Linked DNA regions of Homo sapiens: region 2 is linked to region 1. Evidence: read pairs that join two places in POLR2A ChIA-PET (ENCODE). Cell type or tissue: K562. All regions are shown on one strand. Each heading gives the region's core, and the rest is flanking DNA. Links, peaks and the distances in the headings are about the cores only. Region 1 overlaps LRRN2 (leucine rich repeat neuronal 2). Region 2 overlaps BLACAT1 (BLACAT1 overlapping LEMD1 locus).

The links. Peaks named below come from ENCODE experiments on the same cell type or tissue, not always from the same donor. Only the 100,000 strongest peaks of a DNase experiment are listed, where the experiment ranks them.
Region 2: POLR2A ChIA-PET joins it to region 1 with 5 read pairs; 1 of 35 experiments calls an interaction of 5 or more read pairs at or near these places.

Annotation. Positions count from the first base shown.
Region 1 is chr1:204,618,742-204,627,060 of GRCh38, reverse strand. LRRN2 (leucine rich repeat neuronal 2) reads left to right here. Exons shown (of 2, transcript NM_201630.2): 2 at 6,843-8,319. The coding sequence starts at 7,069. It overlaps LRRN2-AS1 (LRRN2 antisense RNA 1), which reads right to left. Exons shown (of 13, transcript XR_007066814.1): 9 at 5,848-8,319; 10 at 5,222-5,704; 11 at 4,939-5,106; 12 at 1-88. Among named protein-coding and RNA genes, the nearest start is that of LRRN2-AS1, 59 kb to the right of the region's middle. RefSeq lists enhancers at 6,644-7,502, 7,503-8,319. In K562, for the core only: CTCF peaks have their summits at 2,869 (motif pointing right) and 7,059; DNase peaks (open chromatin) are centred at 2,050, 2,850 and 3,580; H3K27me3 peaks cover 1,179 bases.
Region 2 is chr1:205,434,159-205,442,477 of GRCh38, reverse strand. BLACAT1 (BLACAT1 overlapping LEMD1 locus) reads left to right here. Exons shown (of 2, transcript NM_001397426.2): 2 at 1,416-7,592. The coding sequence starts at 1,452. The coding sequence ends at 1,553. It also overlaps a transcript of LEMD1 not described here. Among named protein-coding and RNA genes, the nearest start is that of MIR135B, 10 kb to the left of the region's middle. RefSeq lists enhancers at 977-1,096, 1,498-2,079, 2,080-2,659, 3,822-4,403. In K562, for the core only: CTCF peaks have their summits at 1,225 and 3,574; DNase peaks (open chromatin) are centred at 1,297 and 3,597; H3K4me3 peaks cover 234 bases; H3K27me3 peaks cover 2,180 bases.

The DNA.
Region 1 (8,319 bases), core at 19-8,018:
CAGTGGCAACAACTAGAGTTGAAGGGACTCATTTTCCCAACAGAGAGATTCTCAGAGTAATGGTTTTCAAGCTTTTATAGCTACAGCCCTAGGCAAAAAAAAAAAGAAAAAGAAAAAAGAAAAAGCCTTGTATCATGTCCCAGTGCACAAATGCGTGTGTATAAAATAGGGGGCAGCATCTCAAAACAATGCTTAGTCTGGCCGCATACAATGCAGTATGATATTTTCTATTCATTTTTTTAATGTAGATCGTGACCCACGTTAAATTGTTTTCATGACCTACTAATGGGTTGTGATTCACAGTTCACGGCAGAGCACCCCTCAGTCCTGCAAGGGAAAGTGCACGGTACTAGGCTCTAGGGACACAAAAATCCGTAACAAACCATCCTTTCCTCGAGGAGCTCTCAGTCTGGTTGGGAAGACAGACTCATGGCCTAACAGTGAGGAAGTTGCCACTGTGGTTTGTTCAGAGAGTCTCGGGGGCAGCTGTGGGAGGAACCACTCTTCTCTAAGGGAAAGCGTCACAGGGGAGGTGGCATTTGGGATGGGTTTTCATGGCTGAAGAGGAGTTGAATAGTTGAAGTTGGGAAAGGGCACGGCAGGCACAGTGAGAGGCCCAAGGTGTGGAAGGAAAAATAGCCAGGGTGTGGTGTGTCTGGGAATGAGAGGCAGTCAGGGGAAGTGTGGCTCTCTCAGGTGAGCAGGAAAGCCCAAAAGAGGCCACCGTACAGGACAAGGCCAGAAGTGAAAAGAGAAGGTAGGTGTGAGCATTTTGGTAGGGGGTGTGAGGTGGGAGAGGGCAGATGAAGAGGGCGGGCATTTCCAGCCTTTGGTGGACGGTGGTGCTGATGGCAATGGGACCAATGCAGCACAGCCAGGCAGTGGGAGGAGATGTTGCATTTAGGACAAGCAGAATGGGAGGAGCCTCTGAGACTGCCGAGTAGAGTGACCCAGGGGATGGATGGTTAGGAGTGCAGGTCTGGGCCCCTCCTTCCTGGCCACCCCCAATCCATCCTCTTGCCTAGTGCTCCAGAACTCTGTGATGAGAAGGCCTAGAGGGCACGGGGGCCAGGAGGTCACCCACATCATCCTCCCTCAAGGCAGCATGGCACTCCCAGGCCCAGGCCATGAGGATGCTGGCCAGAGCTGGGCCCCAAGGCTGAGAGCAATTTTTAGATACGGGAACTCTAGAAAGAGAGAGAAGAATCAGCCTCTCTTCCTGGAGATCACTGGTTAAACATGAGATTCTAAGACGCTATAGCCCACTTTGAAGTAGGGGGAGGAATGAAGTGGATTTAAAGTTCCCTAATGCCAGAGTAACCTAATTCCAAAGACCCTGGTCCCAACTTGTCATGGAAAAGGAAGGGGAATTCTGGGTTTTCAAGATGAAACTGCTTGGCGGCGATAGAAGTCGGGACCGTGGTTAGCTCCAGGTGGGGGCTGGATATTGACTGGGAAGGGGCACATACGTAGGAACCTTCTGGAGTGCTGGAAATGTTTATGTCTTGATTTGGGTGGTGGTTGTACTTGTACCTATGCATGTTGGGATCAGGGACATTTATGTATTCTCCCGTACATATGTTATACCTCAACAATATTTTTTAAGTTTATTACAAAAGTTGAGAGATGAGAAGTATTAGGTATTAGTATTAGTATTAAAATTCATGGCCAAAACCGCAATTACTTTTGCTCCAATCCAATGTATGGTAAGATGAAAGGAGAGGCTGCAATGCTGGGAAGCAACAGAGGGAACTAACAGGCACTTCATGTACCTTCCATCCCGTACTCCTCCCAGCAATTCCAGAAGGGGTGCAGGCATTATCCCCATTCCCAGCTCAGGGATTTGGGGCTCGAAAGGTTAAGTACTTTGCCCAAGGTCACACAGCAAACAGCAGAGCCAGGCTCACGCCCCACCACTCCTCCTTCACATAAGTTATTTATGGAATTCAGACTCTGGAAGAGCAGATAAACGCTGAGGCTGAGGTCTCCTCCAGCTCTGAGGTTCTGGTTGTGTGTGATTAAATGGGAGGTGGAAGTGAGGGGCCAGGCTTACCTCCCAGGAGGAGCTGGAGGCCAGGTATGCAGATGGAGGACTGGCCTTCCTCACCCTCAGCATCCCTCCCACCCAGCGCTTATCTGCTGGTGAGGAGGCCGGAGTTTATCAACGCTACACTCAATTATGCCGCCCATCTCTCTCCGCAGCTTTGTGGGGAGAAGGGTGTCCTGGCACTGAAGCAGCCAAGGCCAGGCAATCGATCACCACCTGCCACCCTCCCTCTGGACCCTCAGCTCCCGGGGGGGGGGGTGGGGGGGGAACCGCCAGGGAGAGGAGGGAGGAGGAGAGGAGAGAGGAGACTCTGCATCCACCAATACCAGGCAGGAGCACTAGGGCTGTGCTGGGGCCGGGGGCCTGAGAAGCAGGGAAGGGAGAAAGTAGTGACAGCGTCTCCAAAACTCTTCCTTCAGACCTTTGCCAAAGGTCTTAGTTTAATCAGGGGCATTGTGGATTAATTCCACAGTTTCCGCTAAATCCACAGAAACAGCCCCGAGAACATAGACCTGACAGGGTTTGCAGCACCAGCCTTTCCAAGAGAGAAACTTGCCCTTGGAGTGGGCAACCAACCCTGCTTCTTGGAATACGGCTCTAGGGCTTTTGTCTCCTGTCCCTGAAGCCCACAGCTGGCCAGCAGTCACTGGCTGCGCAAAAAGCAGCCCCCAGCCCCCATTCAGAAGGCAGGCTGAGGTCTGTGTGCAGCAGCTGGCTCTGTTTGTCCCTGTGGTTCCAGGCCCAGCCACACACACACACAGGAACAGTGTCCTTCCCCACACTGTCCCCCAGGGGGGTTGTTCTAGGCAGGAGTCAAGGAACAGGAGCTGAGGGGCCCAGCAGGGGGCAGGTGCGTGGAGGAGCTGAGGACTCAGGTTTTCTCTGAAGGGATTTGCAACTGAGGCAGCCTTGCCCTCTGCTCCTGTAAAACAGGTGCTGATCCACATTGGCTGGGCTGGTGAGGCAGGATGTAGAGTCAAAGACCCTGGGTTTGAATCCTGACCCCACTGCATAGAAGCTGTGCAACCTCTGATGAATCACCTAACGTTTCTGACTCTCAGTTGCCTCCCTGGCAAAATGGAGCTAAATAATCCCTTCTTGCCTACACACAGGGTTGTTGGGGGGATTAAATGCAATGCGTGTTCTCTACACATTTCACTATAGCAACTCTCAAGCACCTGCTACATGCTCAATCCTACACTTGGTGCTCTGGGGACACAAAAAGCATGTAAGATATGGCCCCTGCCTCAAGAAGCTCGGAATCCAATTGGGGAAAGTATACACGTGACAGTCTGAACTCCTGATCACCCCTGGAGATTACAGATGAAAGACAATTAGCTTTCTCTGCAGCTCCCCGGTAGAAACTGCTAATCAGCCTGCATGAGCGGGCCATGTGCAAGGCAGCCTTAGGTGGTGATGGCAGGTGAGAGGGCAGCTCTGAGCTGCATCCTGGAAAGAGCTGCATGCTCAGCAGTGAGGGGGTGGACTTGTCTGGGCCTTTGCCAAGCCTTGGGGTCAGAGGTGCAGTGTGAACATGAGTCATCAAGTCACTGCCTCTGGATCCCGAGGCCCAGCCCCAGGCTCCCGGCCCAGGAGCCACGACCTCTGCCTCATCCACCCAGCCCAACCAGGGGAGGGAAGGAAGGGGCAGCAGTCTGGGGTGAAGGGGAAAGGCAAGTGCCTGGAGGGTTTCAATGAAGTTTTAAATGGTTCCTTGATCCCCTCAGTGCAGTTGAGCACGGACTCAGCGCTTAGAACCAAGTGTTGATGAAGAAGGGAAACTGGACTCGGGTAGGGTCTAAAGGTCAGGGAGATGCTGGGGCCCAGCTGAAGACCCCTCTCCACCTCCTCCAGCCCTCACCCTTCTCTCCACTTGGGAAATGTCTTGGGCTCTCCTAGTTGTTTCGTGTTTTTGAACCTGCCTCCCCAACTAGCATGGCACTTGCTAACTTATCGAGCCCTAGGAGTCCTAGGAGCCAACTTCTATTGTCCCCTAAGAAGTCCTATAGCTGGAGAACCTCCTGACCCTGAGGGATGACTGGAGCTGGAAGAGAGCTAACATTTGTCCAGTTCTTTCTGTGTGCAACACACTCATTTAACTCCAATGACAATCTCATGTAATACAGAAGGAAATGGTTGCTCAGAGCAGTCAAGTAGCTTTGCCTCAGGTACTTGGGTAGTGAGTGGTAGGGCCGCGATTTGGGTCCTGATCTATTTGCCGGTAGGTCTGCTCTCTCACAGCAGGTCTAGGTGGCAGTCAGGGGTCTCTGGTATGTAAGTGTGGCAGGATTACTGGCCATAGATCCAGTTCCACAACAGGGACCTCTCGGAGACTCAGCTTGTTCCCTCCTTCCTTTCCACCCACCTAGACCACCACAAAATTCCCTCCCTGCTTCCTGACCCCCATACACTGGCTTGGGTAGCTGGGTTCCCCTTGCACAGGTATGCAGGCATGCATGCATGTGTACACATGTGTTTGTTCACACTGAGTTTTACGTGTCGGTGCACACACACCCCTATCAAAACCTCTGTGCCTTTGAAGTCGCGGTTGTTTTTCCCACCTTCAGAAATAGCTGCAGAGGAAAGTGGGAAGTAGCCAAATGTAAATAGGCTTGCTGTGTTCCTGCTCAGGGAACGGGACCCTGCCTCCAGCTGCTCCCCTCCCAAGCCCTAGCATCCTGGAAGCAGGATGAGGGAGGTGAAGAGCCCCTCTGGCCCGCTGAGAGGCACCTGCCTGGATGGTGGCAGGAGACATAGCTCCAAGCTTTCTGCAGCTGCCTGGTAAGGAGTCATCACCCCAGGGGACGAGAACAGGCACAGGGCCTGCAGCTGCAGCATTCAGTGCATCCCAGACCCTCCAGAGGCCCAGGGCAGGGTCAGATCAGACAGACCTGGCAGCACAGATGTGAAGTGTAAACGGCACACAGCCCCCTGGACTTGGGTTGATTCTTGTATCTTGCTGCTCACCAGCTATGTGACTTGAGCCAAGTTCTTTAACCTCTTCAGGACCTCAGTCTCTTAATCTGCAAACTGGAGGTATTAGTGCTTATCTCATGTACCTGTTATGAGAGTCATATGAAAAAAGACATTCAGAGTCTTCAAAGAGTCCTGAGCAATGGTAGGTGCTCAGTAAGTGTTTGTGCATTTCCTTGACACTTGTAGCTAAAAACTTACCTGGAATCAGACTTCCACTCAGGAGTCAGACCAGGCTCAAGAAGGCAACACAGTCTGGCCCCTTTTTGTTTCCATCTTTGGTTCTAGGCCAAGGCTGGACTTGCCTCATGGCCCTGGCATCTGAGAGAGAAACTGGATAGGTTCCTCATGCTCAGGATGGAGGAAACAGCAGTGGCTTGCATTGTTGATTGCAGGGGTGATGTCTAATCTCCTGAAGAAAGGAACTCTGGAGTCACAGAGATTGATTCATACAATCAACACACACTGGGCACCCATCCCGTACTACAGGCACAAGAGGCAAGACAGGTCTCTAGTTAGAGACGTTTTCCCACGGTGTGGTCAGAACTGTGACAGTAGGAAGCATGAGTACTGCAAGAGCATAAAGCCAGCCCCTTAGTCAGCCAGGTGGGGAGGTTTTGGAGAAGACTTCTGCAGGTGGTGACTGAACTTAAAGTTGAGCGTTGAAGAACAAGTAGGAGTTGTCTGGAAGACAATGAGGAGGAGACATCAGAAGGGGTGGCATGTCACGGTAACCTCAACCCAAAAGGTTTGTGTGCAGCGGGTAAGTGGGGTGGTGACAAGAGAAGCCAGGTGAAGGGGCCGGGCCAGGTCACAGAAGGTCTTACCTGCACAGCTGAGGAGCTCAGACCCAGGCTTCTTAACTCCACTGCCTCCTCCTGGGCAACACTGCCAGGCTGTTGGGAAAGGAGAAACACTCCTGCCTCCAGGGTGGGGAAGTTGGCAAACACCAAAGCAATATCCCCACCCAGAAGATCCTGGGCAGCAGAACACCCCAGCCTGCCTGGATGTGTCAGGTCTGCTGCCTTTCACCTCTAGGGTCCTGGGGAGCCCATCCCAGATTTTAGAAGCTGTACTTATTTCCACCAACCCTCACCCACCTCCCACCTACACTGCCAGAGGAACTTCTGGAAACTTATCATTTTATCTTCCATTTACCCAGTGAGCCAAGGAGGCTGGGAGGAAAGAGGTAAGAAAGGTTAGAGAACCTACCTCACATCTCTCTGGGCTCAGAAGGACTCTGAAGATAACAATAATTTCAGCCCATCCACTCTCCTTCCCTCCCAAACACACATGTGCATGTACACACACACATACACACACATACACCTTCCTCTCCTTCACTGAAGACTCACAGTCACTCACTCTGTGAGCAGGTCATAGAAAAGGACACTAAAGCCTTAAGGACAGGCCTGGCCATTACCTCTGCAGCTCCTTTGGCTTGTTGAGTCAAAAAACATGGGAGGGGCCAGGCACGGTGACTCACACCTGTAATCCCAGCATTTTGGGAGACCGAGGTGAGCAGATCACTTGAGGTCAGGAGTTCGAGACCAGCCTGGCCAACATGGAGAAACCCCCATCTCTACTAAAAATACAAAAATTAGCCAGGAGTGGTGGCAGGTGCCTGTAATCCCAGCTACTCAGGTGGCTGAGCCAGGAGAATCGCTTGAATCCAGGAGGCGGAGGATGCAGTCAGCTGAGTGCACCGCTGCACTCCAGCCTGGGTGACAGAATGAGACTCTGTCTCAAACAAACAAACACGGGAGGAGGGGTAGATACTGCTTCTCTGCAACCTCCTTAACTCTGCATCCTCTTCTTCCAGGGCTGCCCCTGATGGGGCCTGGCAATGACTGAGCAGGCCCAGCCCCAGAGGACAAGGAAGAGAAGGCATATTGAGGAGGGCAAGAAGTGACGCCCGGTGTAGAATGACTGCCCTGGGAGGGTGGTTCCTTGGGCCCTGGCAGGGTTGCTGACCCTTACCCTGCAAAACACAAAGAGCAGGACTCCAGACTCTTCTTGTGAATGGTCCCCTGCCCTGCAGCTCCACCATGAGGCTTCTCGTGGCCCCACTCTTGCTAGCTTGGGTGGCTGGTGCCACTGCCGCTGTGCCCGTGGTACCCTGGCATGTTCCCTGCCCCCCTCAGTGTGCCTGCCAGATCCGGCCCTGGTATACGCCCCGCTCGTCCTACCGCGAGGCTACCACTGTGGACTGCAATGACCTATTCCTGACGGCAGTCCCCCCGGCACTCCCCGCAGGCACACAGACCCTGCTCCTGCAGAGCAACAGCATTGTCCGTGTGGACCAGAGTGAGCTGGGCTACCTGGCCAATCTCACAGAGCTGGACCTGTCCCAGAACAGCTTTTCGGATGCCCGAGACTGTGATTTCCATGCCCTGCCCCAGCTGCTGAGCCTGCACCTAGAGGAGAACCAGCTGACCCGGCTGGAGGACCACAGCTTTGCAGGGCTGGCCAGCCTACAGGAACTCTATCTCAACCACAACCAGCTCTACCGCATCGCCCCCAGGGCCTTTTCTGGCCTCAGCAACTTGCTGCGGCTGCACCTCAACTCCAACCTCCTGAGGGCCATTGACAGCCGCTGGTTTGAAATGCTGCCCAACTTGGAGATACTCATGATTGGCGGCAACAAGGTAGATGCCATCCTGGACATGAACTTCCGGCCCCTGGCCAACCTGCGTAGCCTGGTGCTAGCAGGCATGAACCTGCGGGAGATCTCCGACTATGCCCTGGAGGGGCTGCAAAGCCTGGAGAGCCTCTCCTTCTATGACAACCAGCTGGCCCGGGTGCCCAGGCGGGCACTGGAACAGGTGCCCGGGCTCAAGTTCCTAGACCTCAACAAGAACCCGCTCCAGCGGGTAGGGCCGGGGGACTTTGCCAACATGCTGCACCTTAAGGAGCTGGGACTGAACAACATGGAGGAGCTGGTCTCCATCGACAAGTTTGCCCTGGTGAACCTCCCCGAGCTGACCAAGCTGGACATCACCAATAACCCACGGCTGTCCTTCATCCACCCCCGCGCCTTCCACCACCTGCCCCAGATGGAGACCCTCATGCTCAACAACAACGCTCTCAGTGCCTTGCACCAGCAGACGGTGGAGTCCCTGCCCAACCTGCAGGAGGTAGGTCTCCACGGCAACCCCATCCGCTGTGACTGTGTCATCCGCTGGGCCAATGCCACGGGCACCCGTGTCCGCTTCATCGAGCCGCAATCCACCCTGTGTGCGGAGCCTCCGGACCTCCAGCGCCTCCCGGTCCGTGAGGTGCCCTTCCGGGAGATGACG
Region 2 (8,319 bases), core at 118-8,117, 820 kb before region 1:
ACGAAGGAAGTTTTTCCAAAAGGGCAAGGTTGTCCAGACCAGTGGAACTGTCCAGAGAGCCACCATCTGGGCCATGCCACATTCCTCAAAGGCAGTGAAACCACTTTGCACATGTGCCTTGCTGGGGTAACCCAGGACATCCTATGCAATCTCTATTGCTTGAGGGGCTGGAGAAGGGAGGCGCCTCATGCTTCCCTATTCCAAACCCCTTCCGCATAGCCCTGTGCCTCCCTCCTTCCCCGCAGCACTTGGGCTTCACTCACCTGCTTGCCCCCATGTTCTTCCTGGAGAGAGGAGTGATTCAGACCAGGCCCCGGCCTGACCTCCACGCAGGGCGCTTTCCTTCCTTTGTTCTCAGCTTCTCCGCTTGAGTGGCTTGAGTGCACTTCTGCTCCCTTTCCATAGGCCCAGGGGCAGAGGAAGGGCAGAGAGGTGAACTGGAAAAATCTGCAGGTGGTTAAGGCTAGGGAAACCTAAATGAGCCTTTGGAGAAAGGGATACTCTTGCAGACTGAAGCTGAGCTCCTGAAGCTCCCTCTCTTCCCCAGCCAGACTGCAACAGATACCAGAGCGGCCCCTGGCTCCTGCTGAGGGCCGGGTCAGCCAGAGGTGGGGGACAGCGTGTCCAGCTGGGGCAGATCCAGCCTCAGCCTCTACCTCAGACTTATGTGCCAGGGAAGAAACCATGTCTTTACCCTTTTGTATCTACCTCTCAACCCTTTGCCCAGCATAGGTGCTAAATAAAAGAGCCTGTTGGCTAAAAGAACCCTCTTTGCTGTCTCTTCTCTGCATGGTGAGGATGGGATTTGCATTGCCCTGAGCAGTCAAAGGAAGGGTATAATTGCTCCCTATAGGCTTTCCTAGGGTGTCAGACAACTTGGGGTTGTTAAGGAAGGGAGGAATCTGACTCGGTCCCAGGTGTCAAAGTAAAGCTACACTGGATGAAGGGGTCCGCATTTGGATGGAGGAGGGCCTGTCGTGTGTGCAACCTGCAGAAGCGAGTGGAAGCCCCCAGCTAGAACCTGGTGTAAGGTGGCACAAGCCGGAGGCTATTTTAAGCCAGCTTGCTTCCTGTTCCCCAACCACAGGTATATGGTGATGAGGTGGGGCAGAGCGGGTGGGAGGGGAAAAAAGGAGGCAGCAGCTGGGCATTCTCTTTCCTCCCTTGGACTCACCCTGTCTCCAATGTGAGGAATGACATCAGCTCCACACAGATCAGGAAACACTGAGGTTTCAAAGAGCTGTTGTTTAGAGGCTTGACTCCTCCCCCAGCCGGTGTGAGAGACCTAGCGGGCCGCCTCAGGGAGTGGCAATGACTGGGCCAGACCCAGAGGGTTCTGGGAGCATTAACCCCAGCTTGCTTCTCTCTTCCTGCCTTTCTCCTGCCCCCTCTCCCTCCCCTGCCTTTCCCTGCAGATCTCTGGTGAGTGTTCCCCCAGCCTGGCGTAGGGCATGCCCCAGTTCACTTTCGCCTGCTTCTGTGGTCTCCACGGCTTCTGCAAAATGAAGAGGAAGAAGGAGGAAGTTCACAGAGAGCGGGAGACGGCGGTGTGATCAGAACCAGGGCCCCTCCATCAAGCCCCCAGCAGGTCCCAGGCCTGATGGTGCCTGCTTCTGGCTGGGGCTTGGAGCAGGAAGCCGTGTGTGTATCTTAAGTCTTGATTTAGCCAGTGCTCTTCTCAGCCTGACTCTCACCCGAGGGCATCAGCCTCCTGTGTGCCTCTCATCCTCCTCATGCCCACACCCATTAGCTTCCAATTCTCAGACCTCCTTGGAGAGAGGCCCCAGCCACACAAGGGGGAACCCCAGGACCTGCCGCATGCCTTCCAGAGACTGAGAAGCCCCAGGGAGGCCAAGGAGTGAAACTTCTTTCCTGCCCTGAGAGCTTCGGGGGACTCTTCTCAGGGTAACCGCATGAGGCATGTGCCGCCTTGGGCTAGGAGAGCTGTTGCTAAATGGGAAACTGGCTGCTCTAGCAGAGAACTTCCAGCAGCCCTGACCCTGGAGAAGGCCTCCAGGGCGGAAGTGTGAGACTCTCCTGGGATTCCAGGACCTGGGGCAAGAATCCTTTTCCAGCCCCCTGCCAGCATCCTCCTGGGCCAGGTGGGGCCAGGCCTGAGGTGGCCAGCCCAGTGAGGAGGAAGGCAGAGGTGGCCAGTGGCTCCGTGGCTCCCTCTGTTCTTGCTCTCCAGAAAGCAGTGTTTCCTCCAGCCCCGGCCCTGACCCACCCGTGTTCATGATGCCTGTGCCTCCTTGCCAGCATCACAGATGTGGGGAGGCCTGTTCCCCAGGCCCTGACTCCCCTCCTCAGGGACTGTCTTGCCGTGGCCAGACTGAGGGACCCCTTTCCTGGACTGAGCCGTGCCCTCCCTTGATTCTCCTGTCTCCCCTGCCTTTTTCTTCTCTCCTCAGAAGCCATAGAGGGGACTGCGTTCATATGTGGTGCCTTCAGTGGAAACTCTTAGGGTGGGGGGACCTCTAGGACCTTCCTCGACTTTTTCCCTCATCCCCCACCCCCGCCAACCTTCCAGCTTCAGCCTCTGCCCTTACCCCCAGCCCATTTCCAGGAGGTAGGAAGCAAAAGAAAAAAGCATTTCCTTCCCTCTTTCCTTCTTCCTTCCTTCCTCTCTCCCTTCATTTTGGTATAACTTAGCCTTTTGTCTTTAATCCTGGAGTTCTCCGGGGCTAGAAGACAGGCAGAGACGAATGCCAGCAGCAGAGATGCTTCAGGCAGATTCTGTAAGCCTGTTCTCCCTCATCAGGGAGCAGCTCAGCCAAGGAGCAAAGTCAGACCCCCTCTAGCTCCCCAGGGACAGAATAGCCCTTCTGACAGGTAAACAGGTGACCTGGGTAGAGAGGGCAAGGCCCCAAGATAGGAGAGTCAGGGCTCCCCTTTCCTTGGAATGTGGGCCTCTCTGGGCAACTAGGGAGGGCAAAAGTCTTCCTCGGCTGGTTCGCCCAAAACCTGGGAGAAGCAAGGGCACATTCTATGCTGGCAGCCTCTGCCTGCCCAGCTCATGCCCACACTCAGGGGCCTTTCCTGGGCTTTGGGCAGATTGGGTGGGATTCAGGTTGTCTTTATGAGGCTTGAGCACAGCTTGAGTTCCTCCTCCCATCCTCCAACCCCTTCCTTTGCCCCTACCTCCTAGCCCCCACCTTCTACAATCTGTTATTTCCTTTTATATCCAAAGAATTATAAACAGAAGTCCTTCCCTCAAGGGAACAGCAAGATTCAGCAATAAAGGCCAGTGGGGTCACAAAGGACAGAAGAAAAACTCCCTGGTTCTTTGTCCTCTTGGATAGTAGAGGCCTTGGGTGAGGCAAAGAGATGGGCAGAAAAAGTTACCTTGATACAGAGGCCAGAGAGCCTCCTGGAGGGCATGTGTTTCCCTAGCGGTCACCTGCGAGGCTGCAATCCTAGAAAAGTCACTTCTGTGGCAGAGGATGAAATTGTATCCCCGGAGACTCAGAGATATTGGGTGTTATGTCCTGACCACACAGGCTCACCAGGAGGAAAGGTTAGGAAAGTGGAGAAAGTACGTCCTGGGGAGCGGGTGGCCGAGGAGAGCTTTCCCCTTGTGCGCCTCTCAGGCCTTGGCAGGGATTGCAGCTGCAGGGGTTTGGCAGTGAGCCCATCCAGAGAGCTTCCTCCCCCGGGAGAACTCCCTTGGCTCCAGAGGGATACTAGATATCTTGAGCCCTGGCTTTGGGAACATGGGTGGGGTCCCAAGGTCAAAGTGTTCTGAGTGGAGGTCCAGTTGTCCTCTGCCTCCAAGCCGGCAGCCCCTTCTTCACCCAGGGCTGAGGTTGGGGCCAGCACTGCAGCTGGAATTGTCTGAGCAGGAGGTAGCAGCTTCTAGCCAGGCACACCCCAACCCCACATTCTATTGTCCCTCAGTTTCCTTCTCAGGAAAATGGGGACTTTGCTCCTTTTAGCATCTCAGGAAGCAGTCTGGACACCTGTGCCCTCCTCTAGGCCCTTGGATGAGCCCAGGGAATAGGGAAAGGCCAAAGCAGCCCCAGCATTCGCAGACCCTGCGCCCTGGGCCTCTGACTTCGGGCCAGGCTTCTGCTCCTTCTAGGGTTGGCCTGGCTGCCCTGCCTTCCCATCCTCTCTCCATGGTTCTCTCCCAGAGACTCCACCTTGAGGTGGGGGCCCTGAGCTCTTGGGGTGAGGGAGGGGCACATGGGTAGATGATTCTGTGGAGGAGATCAGGCCTCTTGTTCTTGCTGCGTGGCACTGATTCCTCCTTGCAGATGGGTGAGGGGGCCAGTTTTCCCCATCTGTAAAGCGAGGACTTCCCATGGCCATTTTCCCTCTTGGGCTTCAGGCTGCTGAATGGAAGATCAAGAAGTGTGAAGGGTGCTTGGGGTCCTTGTGACTTGAGTGTTGCCTAGGACCCTGGCCCACAGGACCCAAGGGGCTTCTTGTCTCAGGTTGAAACCTTTTTATCAGAATGTCATTTCCTTCTCTGCTCCCAGGGAAGGGCTTTTTGCATGTAGCATATGGGTTCATAGAAATATATAGGGAGATTGTTATTTTTAGGAAAAAAAAAGAGCAATAATTAACTAACTGAAATACACATGAAGTGTTAGAGTGGGATGCAAGGAGCACTGAGCTGGGAGCCAGGTCTCCTGGCTTCTAGCCCTGCTTGGAAACTAATGACCTATGTGACCTTAGACTAGTCATGTCTTATTTCTGAGACTCAGGTTCCTCAACTATAAATAGGGGATTACATAAATTTCCTCTTAAGTCTCCTTTGGAGTCCAGGGCTCTGTGAGTCTGGGAAGTTGAGCCTCAGTGGGGCATAGGGTTGTGGAACCAGAGGGTCGCAGGTTTCCTCTGCCCTCACAGATGCACTCCGTGCAGACAACAGACATATCTGGAGGGTGGATGGAAGTGGTATGGTGGCTCTGAGAAGTGAGAGGGGGAGTGAGAGGGAAAGGCAAGTCACCCAGAGCTTCTGCTAGAATCTTCCCCTAGCCAGGGCCCAGGACTCCTTGCAGTTCTGCCTCTCTTCCCTCCTACAGCCAGGCCCAAGGGGAGTAAGTCAGTTGGCCTAGACTCTGACTCCAGGTCCTGTCTAGGCCATCACAGGCGCCACTCTTATGTACGTTCTCACTTTCTCTCTGTCACATACACACAGCATCACCACCACCACCACCACAACCACCTGCAGATAGATGCTCAAGTGATTCTAGAAGAGATCTCAAGGACTGGCGCTCTGCTCCAGTTATGTAACCCATGGGCTTCCCTTTGCACAGCTCCTCATGTGCTCATCTCCATGCTGATCAAACCACCCCACCTCATTCCTTGCCTTCTGCAAGGGGAAGTGCCTCAGGCTGGAGTTTGTCCTGTCTACAGACTGAATATGCATTTTGCCCAGTGGCTGGAGATGTGCTGGTGGTGGAATGTGCTGGTGATTGTTTCTGGATGGAGAGCCACAGCCCCCCAGTGTTCTGCCATGACTGACTCCTGACCTTGGCAAATTGCCTCCTCTCTCCCAGCCTCCTCCATAACAGGTGGCGATGAGTCCCATTTCCTCCCTACCTCACAGGAAGGCACGCATTATAAAGGGCACACTTATCAGATGTGCCCAGATGTGGCTGGAACTTTTGGAGACAGATACTTGGTTCACAACTGCAAAGGTGGGCTTTCACCAGAGAAGAAAATCTCTGGGCTGCTGAGTTCAGTGGGCTCCTTGCAGGCTGGTCCAGGAAGTCTGGTGTTCCTCCTGAAGGTGGCTGCTATGTCCAGCAGGTGATCAAGCTGACAGTACCACAAGAACCAAGAAACAGAATCTGTTCCCAAGGAATGAATGTTCTATCTCTCTGACCCAAAAGCAAGAGCAAGAGAGAGCTGTCACCATCATCACCCTGCTCCCAACACAAACACAGCCCCCCAAGTCCATATTGCTGACAAGGGTATCTGCCTTGTCAGGGTGAATCCTCTGGACCCCAGGCCATCCCTGGAGTGGTCAGTGCCCACTGTGCCGGGGTTATTGTGGCCAGTCCGCCTGGGTTCGCTTCTCTAAATTTCCATGGGATAGGAACTATAGATCATGAAGAAGAAACAGGAACCTTGACTCTTCACGGAGGAGCCCAGGAGGTCAGAACCATCCACCAGGAGGGTGAGCGGTAGCTGCCCAGGGCATCCCTGGAGGAAGTCGTCATACTGAGGAAGAAATTGCCAAAGCCAAGAGCTCCCAGACCTGGGCAGCTCAGGAGCTGACAGAAACCACCCCCCAGGTCTGGAGTTCAAGGGTTTTCCTCGTGGGCTGCTGGTCTGTCTCTTTCCCTTCTGGGGCAGCCGTCTCTCCTCCTTCAGCTCATTCCCGTGTTCCATCTGAGGGGCGGGAGGAAGGCAGGAGGGGGAGATGGCAGGACCCAGACAGATCCTCAGGACTCTCCCAGCCTCTGTTGCCATGGCAACACTGCTATTTTTATCCCGTTGTTCATGATGCTCAAAGCTCTAACTTTCTCTGTTCCAGAGAGGCCAGGCTGGTTTCTGCCCTCATCCTTTAACACAGCATCTTCTCCCAGAGGCCTGAGGATGGGAAAAAGTGATGGAGAAAAGGGGAACCCCTAAGGTCACCCCTCAGCCAGGGGGAACTGTTTAACAGGGGTTTGTCTCTGCCCTTTTGAGCCTTTGGTTTTCTACCTGGCTCAGGCACCCAGGTTTATGTTTTCTAGATCAAAACTCTGCATGGTCTCCCTGAGAGACTGGAAAAGAGCTGCCAATCAGGATGGATTTTTTCCTACACAGGTATGACACTGCAGCCACTTCCCTTCTTGGGAAAATTAAACTTCATTCTGAAGAATGTCCTGTTGGTGGTATAAGCCAACCCCTGCCCTCCTAAAAGGGGATAGATAATTAAATTTGGTTAATTAGCAATCAGATTCACTGGGGAATTGAAACCAGTACTTCCCTTTCTTCTGTCCCTCCACCAAAGAACCGGAACAAATGGCTTCATGTCTTTGTCCAGTCTTTCTGCCTAAAGCAAAATAGCATATATTCTCCAGGCTGAAAAGTAGATTCCTCCTCACCCCTACTCAAGATGGCCACATTTCAATCCAGGCTCTTGAAGACAGGGTCTAATGAAAGGATTTCTGTTCTTTCTCTGTCTGTTCCCTCTGGCCCAGCTTCTAGTCCTCTCCTTATGTCCCCACCTCCATGGCAGTGGCAAGAGACCCCTGAGAGTCAATGGTGCTAACGTTCCCCACCTATATACCCCTATGTAGTTTATCGAGATTTGAACCCAGCACCTGGGTGGCTGTGTTGGGCGGATACATTTCACGTCCTCAAGACCACAACCCTGGCGACAGGTCTGGATTAATTCTGTAAAGTAGCAATCTATATCATGCTAAACTCCTGCACTGAGGTTCTTCCTCGGCTGAACTGACTCGTGGATGGTTAAGTTTCCTGGGGTGGCTGGAACCCATTTACTAAGCCTCTAATTGGTTTCATTTTGGCTCAAGTTGCATGGTTTCCCGAATCTATGCACCTGGAGTAAGCACTTTTCTGGTTGCCACTGAAAAGCATGCCGGCAAACGCTGCTCTGTTAATTGCTGTAATAAACAGACTTTATTATATCCCTTTGCAGTAAATGGATTATGTTGTCAGGGTAGAAGGGGCATCCGTGTTTATTTTGCACTGTGATACACTGCAGCAGCAGAAGCTAAACATTTGTTTCCATCAAATCTGCTGAGAGGAGGGAGAATGGAGACTGGGGGGAAGAGTCAGGAGTATGGACATAAAGTGAGGTGTTGGGGCCAAGAAGGAGGCTTTGGGAGACACCCCAGGTCTCCTGGAACTCCGTGAGCCTCCGTTGTGCTATCTCTAAACTGAAGGAAGCCAGGCCTCATGCCTCTTACCATCTCAGAAATAATGGTGGGATAAAGCCAGCTGGAGTGGGTGGGTGTGGGGAACAGGGAAGGTGGTTTAGGACTACAATGTGATCACATAGTCTTAAAGGTGCTTTTAAGAAAGAGAAAGAGCCAGGCGCAGTGGTTCATGCCTGTGAGGCCAAGGTAGGAGGATCACTTGAGCTCAGGAGTTAAGACCAGCCTGGGCAACATAGCCAGACTTCGTCTCTACTAAATATATATATATATAATATATATATATATTTTTTTTTACTTAGCCAGGCATGGTAGCATTCACCTGTAGTCCCAGCTACTTGGGAGGCTGAGGTGGGAGGATCCCTTGAGCCTGGGAAGAGATCATGCCACTGCATTCCAGCCTGGGCAACAGAGCAAGACCCTGTCTCAAAAGAGAGAGAAAAAAAAAGAAAGATAAGAATCCTTAGTTGGGCTTCTC